Linked DNA regions of Mus musculus: region 2 is linked to region 1. Evidence: chromatin loops called from intact Hi-C (ENCODE). Cell type or tissue: heart. All regions are shown on one strand. Each heading gives the region's core, and the rest is flanking DNA. Links, peaks and the distances in the headings are about the cores only.

Region 1 (5,377 bases), core at 125-5,124:
TTGCTCTTTCTCTGCGAGTCCTCAAAGAGATGGCTTCAAGAGGGAGGGAGAGAGGAAGGGAGGGAGGGAGGGAGGGAGGGAGGGAGGGAGGGAGGGAGGGAGGAGCGAGCTATAGAAGGAAGGCAGTTTTGGAGTGTGTGCCTGGACAGCAGTCTGCATGCAAAGTATGACCCGCTATGAGACAGCTCTCATCTGTCTTCATATATCTGCATATACATGTATATACATGTAAACAAACATGCAGATACATGTACGTGTACATTTCTATAGGAACATAGTTTTGTTTATGGTACATCCATGTATCGGGATCTCTGAGAATTCATACATCATACACAAGAGAACGTGTTTACACCATCTTGGATACATCTCACAAGTAGAACACTTGATGGCCAGAAGGTGGCGCTGTTCAGGGAGGGTGGCGGAAACTTTAGGGGGGAGGGTGTTGTTGGAGGGAGTACGTCATGGGCCCACCTATGCCTGTGAAGGAGATACTCGGTCCCTTCCTGTCCCCAGCGTCCTCACTGACATGACGTAAGCAACCTTGTCCGACTTCACATTCCCACTGCCAGGATGTTCTGCCTTGCCAAGGCCCATGGCCACGGAGCCAGCCAACTATGGACTGAACCCTCGGACACTGTCATGTTTCCTTCAAGTGATGTGGCAAACACCAGACTGACAGAGCTGGTGTACTGGGCACGTATATATCTGACTTGACATAAAATATAGTAACCTGAAGAGAGGAAACCTTGGTTAAGGGAATGCCTCCACCAGATCGGGCTGTGCTGTGGGCCAGCTCCGTAGAGTGTTTTCTTAACTAGTGATTGATGGAAGAGGGCCCCGCCCAATGTGGGCGGTGCCATCCCTGCACTGGAGGTCCTGGATTCTAAGAGTAAAGCAATCCTGTAAGCAGCACCCCTCCGTGGCCTCTGCAGCAGCTCCTGCCTCCAGGTTCCTGCCCTCGCTGTTTTGGATGATGAACCGTTCCTTGTATGGAACTGTGTGCAAAATAAACCCTTTCCTCTCCAAGTGGCTTTGGTCACGGTATTTCATCGCAGCAGTAGTGACCTTAACTAAGACAGCTGGTGGGGGACTGCAGAGATGGCTCAGCGTTTAAGAGAACCTGCTGCTCTTCCAGAGGTGCTGAGTTCAATTCCCAGCAGCTACACGGTGGCTCACAACCATCTGGAATGGGATTTGATGCCCTCTTCTGGTGTGTCTGAAGACAGCGACAGTGTACTCACATATATAAAATTAATTAATTAATTTTAAAAAAGAAGAAAATTAAAAAAAAAAAAAGATGGATTCGAGGGTAAAGGTGCTGGCTGCCTAGCCTATGATTAGTTTGACCCACACGGTAGACAGAGATCCTGACACAGTTCCTCTCATCTCCACATGTGTGTGTGTGTTATTACGCCCAAAAGTAAATGTTTTTTAAAAATCTGACTATCTACCTGCAAGGAGTGACACGGAGCTGGAGAGATGGCCCAGGGGTTAAGAGCACAGTTCCCAGCATCCTCCTGGCAGCTCACAGCCATCTGTAACTCTAGTTCCAAAGGATATGAGTCCATCTTTTCACCTCTGTGAGTGCCAGCATGTGCAGATATACAAGCAAGATACCCATGCACGTGCATGCACGCACAAACACACACACATATATGTATATGTGTGTGTGTATATACATATATATATATATATTGCACGCCTTTAATCCCAGCACTCAGGAGGCTTGCTGGCAGATCTGTGAGTTCAAGGCCAGCCTGGTTTACAGAGTGAGTTCTGGGACAGCCAAAGCTACACAGAGAAATCCTGTCTCATAACACAAACACACACACACACACACACACACACAGTGACTTAGGCAGTCAGGTCTTGACTATGTATATACATATTAATCAGAACATACGTGTTTAGTGTATGTGTGTATGTGCATCATGTTTGGGGAGGGATGAAGATGGGAAGGCCATGTGTCAAGATAGCAACACTGCTCCACACTTGGAAATAGATTTATGATCTTTCCCAGTTCATTTTTATATACAGGGTTTCATGCATCCCGCCGGCCTTGAACTTGCTGTGGCGTTAGGAATAATCTTGAGCTCATGGTCCTCTCTCACCTCCCAGGTGCTTCCTTCCTAGCTGAAATCACAACTGGACTTCCCTGAGGCTTGTGATGGCCAAGCAAGCTGTTCAAAACGGCTCTGGCTGAGACAGTGCTTGCTGGAGCCAGAACTGTGCTCCGGCAGCAAGCAGCTGTGGACGCTGTGCACCTTCATCATGGGATCTGTGGAATGTTCAAAGCAGCTGAGCTGCATGAGAGAGGTTTAGCCCTGGGGAGGGTCTAACAAGACCTGGGGGTGGTACAAAGACCCTGGTGCCAAACATCTTAGCTTATTTAAAGAAAAAGGGGGGGTTGTTAGCATCAGACGTCCATAGTCAACATTAACGGTGCTTTAGCTGTTTGGGCGAGCTCTGCTTCACTCTGGCCCATCCACAGTCTACTGAGCTGTCTCCTCCAGAATGCTTGAGTAGGAGCCAGCTCTGCCCTGTAGCCATGCACTACTGCTGATGTCCTGCAGAGGGCGTCTGGTCACAGGGAATAAGTCCCGCTCAGGCTTTTTCAGAGTTGTTATCAGAGCAGTCAGTAGCTTTCTGTTTCCTGTCCAAGAGCTGGGGTGCAGGTGTAGTTGGAAGGCTCTCGCCTCCAGCCCGCTTCACCCAGAGAACCTGTCTCTTCTTGCTTGCACAGATTGCTCGTTCAATTTGTGAAAAGTAGGGGGCTCCGTTAGGAAAGAGCTTGCCTTGAACCTGAGTTCAAGTCCCAGTACCCTTAAAAAAAAAAAGTCCAGCCCCATTGAGAAGTGCTTATGTTCCTGGTACTGGGGAGGCAGAGACAAGCCTGCCTCGCTTACTTTGTGAGTTCCCTGTCTCAAAAGACAAGGTGAACAGAGCCCCAGGCATACCCGAGCTTGTCCTCCGGCGTCCATACATACGCCCACACCTGCACCCACACTTGCACTTTGCATGCACTTATAAACAACTCTGTCCCCACCAGGCACCCATACATCTATTCTCACACGCATACACACACCCACCCCCCCATCTATGTATAGTCTATCCATAAACATACAAACATACATACATACATACATACATGCATACATACATGCATTTCTCCCAGAAACACATAACGGGAATAAAGAAATGAACGATAAGAGGAAGAAGATATTGCTAAGTAACTCTTGGTGGATACAGAGAGGAAGGCCCGAGGTTAGCACTCCCCTCAGAGACTCGAGGGAGACCTGTGCGGGGCTTCTGACCCCCTTAGTCTTCAGTCTTTAGCATCCTAATGTTGTTTCCCACATCCATATGCTGTCCCCAGTTGCTTGGAAACTGCTAGCATGGGACGTCACCCCTCACACTCTGCTCCACATTCAGCATCTAGGGGATTAAGTGAACTGTGTCTTGTTCAGCCTCAGCAGCCCTAATCCTGATCCACCGTGACAGCCATGCCAGGCCCCCTTCAGAGGGTGACTGAGAGCCACCGGGTAGGGTCAGGCTTTCTCCACAGTAGGCTCCATGGGCAGACACCGTGGTGCCCAGGGGTCAGCAGGACCCTCCTCTCTGACCTCTCTGGCCCTCCTGTCCCATCAGTTGGTCACGGACAGCCCTAGTGAGGCAGGGTCTGTGGAGAAATCAGTTGTAGATGGGCCACTGCTGTCCCGTGGGAACGCAAGGCTGTTTCTCAGGATGGAGACAGCAGATAGGCACCTTAGACCCCTTCTTGACAAGAAATCGTTACTGGTGACTGGGATCTCAGGGGCCCCGGTTAAAGGGTTTTGAAGAGCACTCTGTGTCCTGCAAAAGGACGCTTAGAAACACTCTCAACAAAGGGTGCTTCCTGAGATCTGAGAAACTCAAAGAAACACAGGGTGTACCCTGCAGCCCTTCCCAGCTCAGGTTAAAAGGCTTGGCAGCCCCAAGGGCCAGGCTAGGACTGGCTCCCTCAGCCCCTCCCCCTCCCTTCTCCCCTCCTGTCTTCCTTGTGCACCTACCCTCATGCCCTTGTTGTCCCCTGCCAGCCATCTACCACCTGCCTAGCTGGTCACTTGTGTACTCTCTACCCACACACAGTGCCCCATCCAGCCTTTTCCCTGATAGATGTACATGTGCATGTGTGTGCACATGTGTGTCTGTGTGTGCATGCATCTGTGTATGTATATGTGGGCCTGTATCTGCCTATATGTCTGTGTGTATGTTTGTGTGTCTATCTGTTTCTGTGTGACCCCACACTCTATAGACAAGACAGGGCCAGCCCATATTCCAGAGCCACCGTATTCCAGAGGCTGCCATGATGCCACCGATATCTATGACACACATCAGCCCTGCCCTTCACCCAGGCTGTCCCCTCCACTTGATGCTTTGCATATCCTTGGTACTTGAACCAAGGAGCAAAGTCTACCTTTAAGCAGACTCAAGAGAGACAGGTCAAGGCAGAGTTGAGATTAAGGGCTCAGGTTTAAGAATCAGACCAGTATAGGGTTGAACCTTGGGTCAGTGGGATTGATTCTATAGGGAAATTTGAACCTCTGTCTTCTTCCCCTGCAAACAGCCATAGTTGCTGTGGTTATGGTAAAGCCTTGCGGGTGGGGTGCCCATGCCAGGACCCACAGTGCTCCACTCCAGTCAGTACTGATCACTGCTGCCTCTATTGTGCCTGGCTCTGCAGCTTCCGGGGCCTCCCTTCCCATCTCTGTAACATGCAGTCAAACACATCCACTCCCTCATTCCTCCCTGCCTCTCCCACACACATCACTCACAGGGAGTCATTGGCTGGGCGCTCCCAACACTGTGAGCTGTGGTGTGATGCTAAGAAGCCTGCAGGGACGGTGAGATGGCTCCATGGTTAGAGTACTAGCTGCTCTGACAGCGGACCAGGGTTCAACTCCCAGCACCCACGTGGTGGCTCACACGTGTTTGGGACTCCAGTTGCAGGGGAACTGATGCCCTCTACTGGCTTCTATAGGCACTGCATGCATGTGGTGCACAGGCATGCATATAGGCAAAACATCCATAGACACAAAAACAAACAACATCTTAAAAAAGAAAAGAAAGCCAGGCAGTGGTGGCGCACGCCTTTAATCCCAGCACTTGGGAGGCAGAGGCAGGCGGATTTCTGAGTTCGAGGCCAGCCTGGTCTACAAAGTGAGTTCCAGGACAGCCAGGACTATACAGAGAAACCCTGCCTAGAGAAAAAAAGGAAGGAACTAAGGAAGGGAAGGGAAGGGAAGGGAAGGGAAGGGAAGGGAAGGGAAGGGAAGGGAAGGGAAGGGAAGGGAAAATGTGTTCCTGGTCCCAGGAGTGCTGGCCTAGTGGGCACAGA
Region 2 (5,377 bases), core at 216-5,215, 260 kb after region 1:
TACTTGTCAAGCCTGCTGACTTGGGCTGCTCAGGCTTCTGGTCTTTCAGCCCGGACAGGGGGTAACTGTTCTCTGGGGATGGAGCTGTGAACGAGGCAAGAACTCAGTTCACAACAGAGCCAACAGAACTCAGAGAGGCACGAGGCACCAGCCCAAGTACTGCCTAAGAAAGAGGGATGGGGACCCAGGTGGTGCCGAGCTGCGGTGGTCCTTCGGGTGCTATAAACGCTCAGATCACCCCGTCTCCTGTAACTCCACGTCTGTGCTCCCAAGAGGAAGAGCATCAAGCTCAGTGCTCCGTGAGGCTGGATGTGGATGGATTCTGTCTGGTCCTCTCCGGCCTGGGGGGACATCAGAGCACAGGCTGGTGAGCCGGCCCTGTGGGTGAAGACAGTTCACCTACCCGATGGCCTGAACTGACTTCCACAGGTGTCCTCCGATCTGACTGCTACCCCTGTGCTCTGTCTGCATCCTCTCCTGGTAACTAAAACTATCATTAAAACCCTTTTAAAAGCTGTCATCGTTTTCTAATGGCAGAAGACACTGATTTTCTCATCTAGAGGTTAGGAAAAAAATGGCTTTCTTATGAGACTGGCTTTCTTCTTCATCTGAATCCTGCTATCTAAGGAGCACACTGTTCAGTAGCCTGTGTGTGTGTGCTCTCCCCCTGAATACGTATCCGTTACGACCTCTCACTAGTTCTTCCCTGGGGAAGATCAAGATGAAGACAACCCATTCACCCCCACACCAAGTACTACTTTGGCTATCCAGCCCACGCAGCTCTAGGTTTCACACCACGCATAGGATAAGAATATTAAGCTGGATGACCTCTGCTCTTGTATGCATACAAGATAGATAGATCTCATGTGGAATACATGAACATCTGCTCTAGATGTTATTGAAGGACCAGCTGCATCTGAGCTCTATTTTATTGGAAGGCTAGCACAGGAAAGACGGGCTCTTTCTATCACAAAAGCTATTGGACATTTCAAAGAGCAAGGTTAAACCGTTCAAGAACACTGACCGCAAGTTGATAGAAGCCTGTCGCTGGCTAACTGACATTAAATAGGTTAAAAGTAATGTTTCTTCCTACAAATTTCTCCTGTAGGTGAGGTCATGGCCCAGCTAGGATGTGCTGGAAAATGTGCATAGAAGGGTAGGCAGCAAGCAAGCAGATCAGGGCTCACAGGATGGCTCAGCCGAGGCTCGCCGCCTGGTTTCTATCCCTGGGAGCCACATAGAAGGAGACAAGTGACTTCTGCAAGTTGTCCTCTGACCTCACAAATGCCATGGCATCTGAGTGTCCCCACACATGCATAGATGGAAAAATACATAAAGGACAAAGCACACCAATCACGGAAGCAAATGGAAGATATGAATCGCTCTGAAAAGTCTTGCTCCTGATCTATTCAAAACAAAACAAAACAAAACAAAAGATTCCCTGGAAAATTAATGCAACAGGACCCACGGCAGAATTCAAATAAAATACATTCTAGTCTCTCTCCCTTAAAACCACAAAGCTGCAAACCTGGGCTGCACTGTGACGTATATCCACAGGTTGCAAGATTCACAGATAGTGGACATGGCTTTGTCCAAAGGCTCCTTGGAGGCCAGTGAGCTCTGGCTGAGATAAAGCATAGGCACACAGCTGGGACACCCTGCTCTGCTCTGTATCTTCTGGGCTTCTGCCAAGGGTCCTGCTGGCCATAGGTGTATTTCCTCTTGAGCCAGCCTAGGATTCACTCCAAGCCTCCTGCTCAGAAGCACTCGGGGGTCTGCCTCGGTTGGCAGCAGCACGACCTTGGCTTTAGCCTTTGTTTCACAAACTGTAAAATGCGGGAGCTGCTCAGGCTTGGCCAACCTTGGTGCGATGCTTCGTATGTTTTCTAATGCGTGTACTCACGCTGCCCTTGTAGCTGTGCAGTGACACATCATGTGTGCATGTGGCGGCCAGAAGCTGACGAGCATCTTTCACTGTCCCTCCACCTTATCTTCTGAGGTCTCTCTGAACTTACTGACTGGATAGGCAGCTGACTGGTGAGCTACAGGGAATCCTGGGGTCTCTGCCTGCCCAGTGCTAGGGTTATAGGTGTGTGTCATCAGGCCTCACTTTTATGTGGGCCATGGGGGTCCAAATTCAGGTCCACATGTCTACATGGCAGGCACTTTAGCCATGGAGCCAAATTTTCTATCCCCTCACCCTTTTCTGAGAGAAAAAGCAACAAGAACTTATTAATACCATTGCTTTCAGTCACCTGGTTTTCAGTCTTGGATTACATTCAAGGACATGAAATACTTAATCCTTACGCTCAGAGGTGATGTGAAAACTCTAACAGTGACTACCCAAGGCTGATGCCAGGCACCTGGCCACCAGTGCGTTTGGATTTGGGTCTGTGATCCTGGATCAGGCCTGAACATCAGTTCAGTCAACCTGAATGAGATCCACGGAAGGGAGAGGGGAGGGACCCTCTGAACCCGTAGAGAGCCACTGTTGGGAAAGCCGACCAGCGCTGGGAGAGCCAAGGAGCTTTGGGAGGAGGGAGAGTGGCAGCTCCATGTCCCCAGCTCTGTATCCCTAGCTCTATGAACCCCTAGTTTCTGTTCTTCCACAGTTCTGCGGTCCCTGTGAGCTCCACGCCCTCCCCAGCTCCGAATCCCTCTCCAGCTCTGTGCCTCTCACTAGCTCAGTGTTCTGGAAACCTGGAGTTGGTCTGTGTGGGCCGATGTGGGTCTGGGTAGATGGTTTTCGCCGGCGAGGGAGAAGCTCCTAACCAAACCCCACTCCTACGCACCCTTTGGAGAAGGCACTCGAGTCGCAGCAGTGCCACCTGGTGGCGGTGAGGAGGACAGCACCTACTATGATCAGGTAGCCTGGGAAGGGGCCAGAGCTGTCTACCACAGGGGCTGTGTTCATTCCATCCCCGTCTTCCCACCAACCCTCATTTCATTTAGATCCCCTAAAGCCCTGGGGTGGGGGGCACGCCAGGAACATCACTCAGGATGGAAGTGGACATTTTCCACCACAAAATGTCTGCAGATGTGGGAAGTGGCCCAGTGACCAAGAAGGGAAGTGTGATTACTGAGAAGTGCTTTAGAATCAGCAAGAGCTTCCTGTGACAGGTCTCAGTAAGGACCAGAGCTCCACCCGGGGCCCTCCAAGGTTAAGGTTAGGGCCATGGTGGGATGTGAACAGGTCGGAAGAATACACACCAAAGGGAAGCTGAGGTTTGGGCAGTGACTGGAGGGCTGGCGGCAGGTTGAGGACACGGTGGAAGGGCTCGAGGGACACACTGTGAAGGGTGGTCAGCAAGCTGATGCAGACAGTAGTTAGGCAGCATGAGGGTGCCCTGCAGAGCAGATGCAGAGAAGATGCCCCACTCCCAGCTGCTCCCAAGGGCCCGCTGCAGCAGGGCCTGCTCTTTGGCTGAGTGTTTCTGTAAGCTGAAGCTAAACCAAGATAGCCACACAGTGCTAAAGACTTAACAATGCGGAGCAACAGCACCTCCTGACTGTGGAAAGCTGGAACATCGCAGATCAGAGGCAAACCGTCCTTGCCTTTAATCTGACTGCAGCATGTTCAATGCAGTTCCTAGGTTTGACCTAGTAACCTTGTGACTATCCAAACCTTTAACATGTATTAAGAAATATCATTACATTTTCATTTTTTATTTGTGTGTGTGCTCTGACACATATGTGGAGGTCAGGGGACAATGTGTGGGAGCAGATTCTATTAGGTAGGTCCTAGACGCAGGTTCTGATAACCTCGGTGCCTGGAGTTGTTGTCTTGCCCTAAATGCTTTATAACTACCAGTTCCCACTGATCAAGAAGGCAAGAATGGTTTCAGCACCCGGACCACTCTCATCAGGTTTCCTGCATTGCTGGAGTGTGTTTGGCAAGTTGCTTTATGACTTAGCTCTATAATAAATTCACATACGAACACTTTCAGGGCGGTGGTGTATTCAGGGCAACCTGAGGCCATGTCCCTTGGGCCATAGACACATCTGGCTCAAGTATAAACAGTCTTTAATTCTCGCCTTTGAGGTGAAAGCTGTTTTCTGTTGACATTTCTACCTAGGCCAGGGTTGAGCCTGGGATCATAGAGTCCAGTCAACCTAGGGAGGCCACCCTGGGAAGTTCTAGAAGATGCTATCAGGAAAGACAGGGGACAAGCATGTCCAACCGAGAGTAGCACTGTTCCTGCTGATGTGTGATATGCTCACAGATGTGCGTGTACAAATGTGGATGCACACACGGATATACTTACTACATGTGCTCCAGGTCACAAGCATACCTGCCAATGCAACCCAAGTGTAGCCAAGCCCTTCTCACAGCTGTGTGGACATGCGGAGACACACACTGCCACATATACATACACACATAGCCACACACACAGCCACACACACATATATACACACACACATACATAACCACACACAGCCACATCCACCTCTCCCCTGCTCTTTATCCTGCACCTATGATTTCATCCACTGTCCCTGGTGGGCTGGCTGGGGAACATGACACCACAAACACATCAGAGCAGAGCTGAGCCTTGCTGGGACGCTAATCTTGAAGAAAAGTACACAGTGAAGTAGACTTAAAGGTGTACAGTGAACAATCATGTTTAATGCTTACAGAACAAATCTGTTCTTTACCGTTCAGTTCATTATGAACTGGGATCTCATTTAAACCCTGTAAGCCAACTCTGGCCTCAAGCAGCAGCAGCATCCCTGAGGTGCCAAACACACCCTGTGCACGGCACAAACTCTCTCTAGTCTGAGCTTTAAGCTGCGGTATTAGCCACAGTACAGATCTTAGTCCTCTCCCAAATAGAGAGAACATGACTGTCAGCTCTTCATACTCCAAAAGGTCTGTGCTCTGGGCTGTGTCCTGGGTGGCCTGTGGTGGCATCTGTAGAGCTTTCTGAAGGCACAGGCTGTGGGGGAGCAGCACAGTGGGATCCCCGGAACCCCAGCACCCAGTCCGCCACCGCCTCCTAGCAGTGAGTGGGCCACCACAGTGACAGCCAAGGTGTGGCCTCCTGAGTGCCTGCTGAGGTCAGAGGACAGCACCGCTGTGGCCTCCCTGAAAAGGATTCTGTGGTAAGTAAGCCTGGCCCATCAGAACACAGCCTCCTTTCTAAGAAGGGGCCCAAGCTTTGGGAAGGCTGTCCCTAGAGTTTGCTGTTGTTCTGGAACTGGGCTACCAGGCTGAGGATCTGCTCGGAAGCTTTGATGTTCTTGGAGCCCAGGTAGGAGATACTGTTGGGGCCTGTCTCCTCCAGGTAGTAGCGGTAGTTGACCATGAGGCCGCATGAGCTGGTGAGGCCTTTGAGGCTGCTGTCAGCCATCCAGTTGATACGCCACATCACAGCCCCAT

The links. A loop is a pair of places that touch in the nucleus more often than their neighbours do. Peaks named below come from ENCODE experiments on the same cell type or tissue, not always from the same donor. Only the 100,000 strongest peaks of a DNase experiment are listed, where the experiment ranks them.
Region 2: it touches region 1 in a loop (4-fold over the local background); 8 of 42 quality-filtered maps call a loop at or near these places.

What each region holds. Positions count from the first base shown.
Region 1 is chr8:119,673,788-119,679,164 of GRCm38, reverse strand. All of the region lies in intron 1 of Wfdc1 (WAP four-disulfide core domain 1), which reads right to left. Among named protein-coding and RNA genes, the nearest start is that of Gm32352, 5.5 kb to the right of the region's middle. In heart, for the core only: CTCF peaks have their summits at 399 (motif pointing right), 2,298, 2,547 (motif pointing right) and 4,984 (motif pointing left); DNase peaks (open chromatin) are centred at 654 and 2,574; H3K4me3 peaks cover 603 bases.
Region 2 is chr8:119,410,316-119,415,692 of GRCm38, reverse strand. Mlycd (malonyl-CoA decarboxylase) reads right to left here. Exons shown (of 5, transcript NM_019966.3): 5 at 4,591-5,377. The coding sequence ends at 5,172. It overlaps Gm32006 (a long non-coding RNA gene), which reads left to right. Exons shown (of 4, transcript XR_001778664.2): 4 at 1-589. Among named protein-coding and RNA genes, the nearest start is that of Gm46053, 5.5 kb to the right of the region's middle. In heart, for the core only: CTCF peaks have their summits at 2,840 (motif pointing left) and 3,541; a DNase peak (open chromatin) is centred at 2,832; H3K4me3 peaks cover 439 bases; H3K27ac peaks cover 504 bases; H3K27me3 peaks cover 248 bases.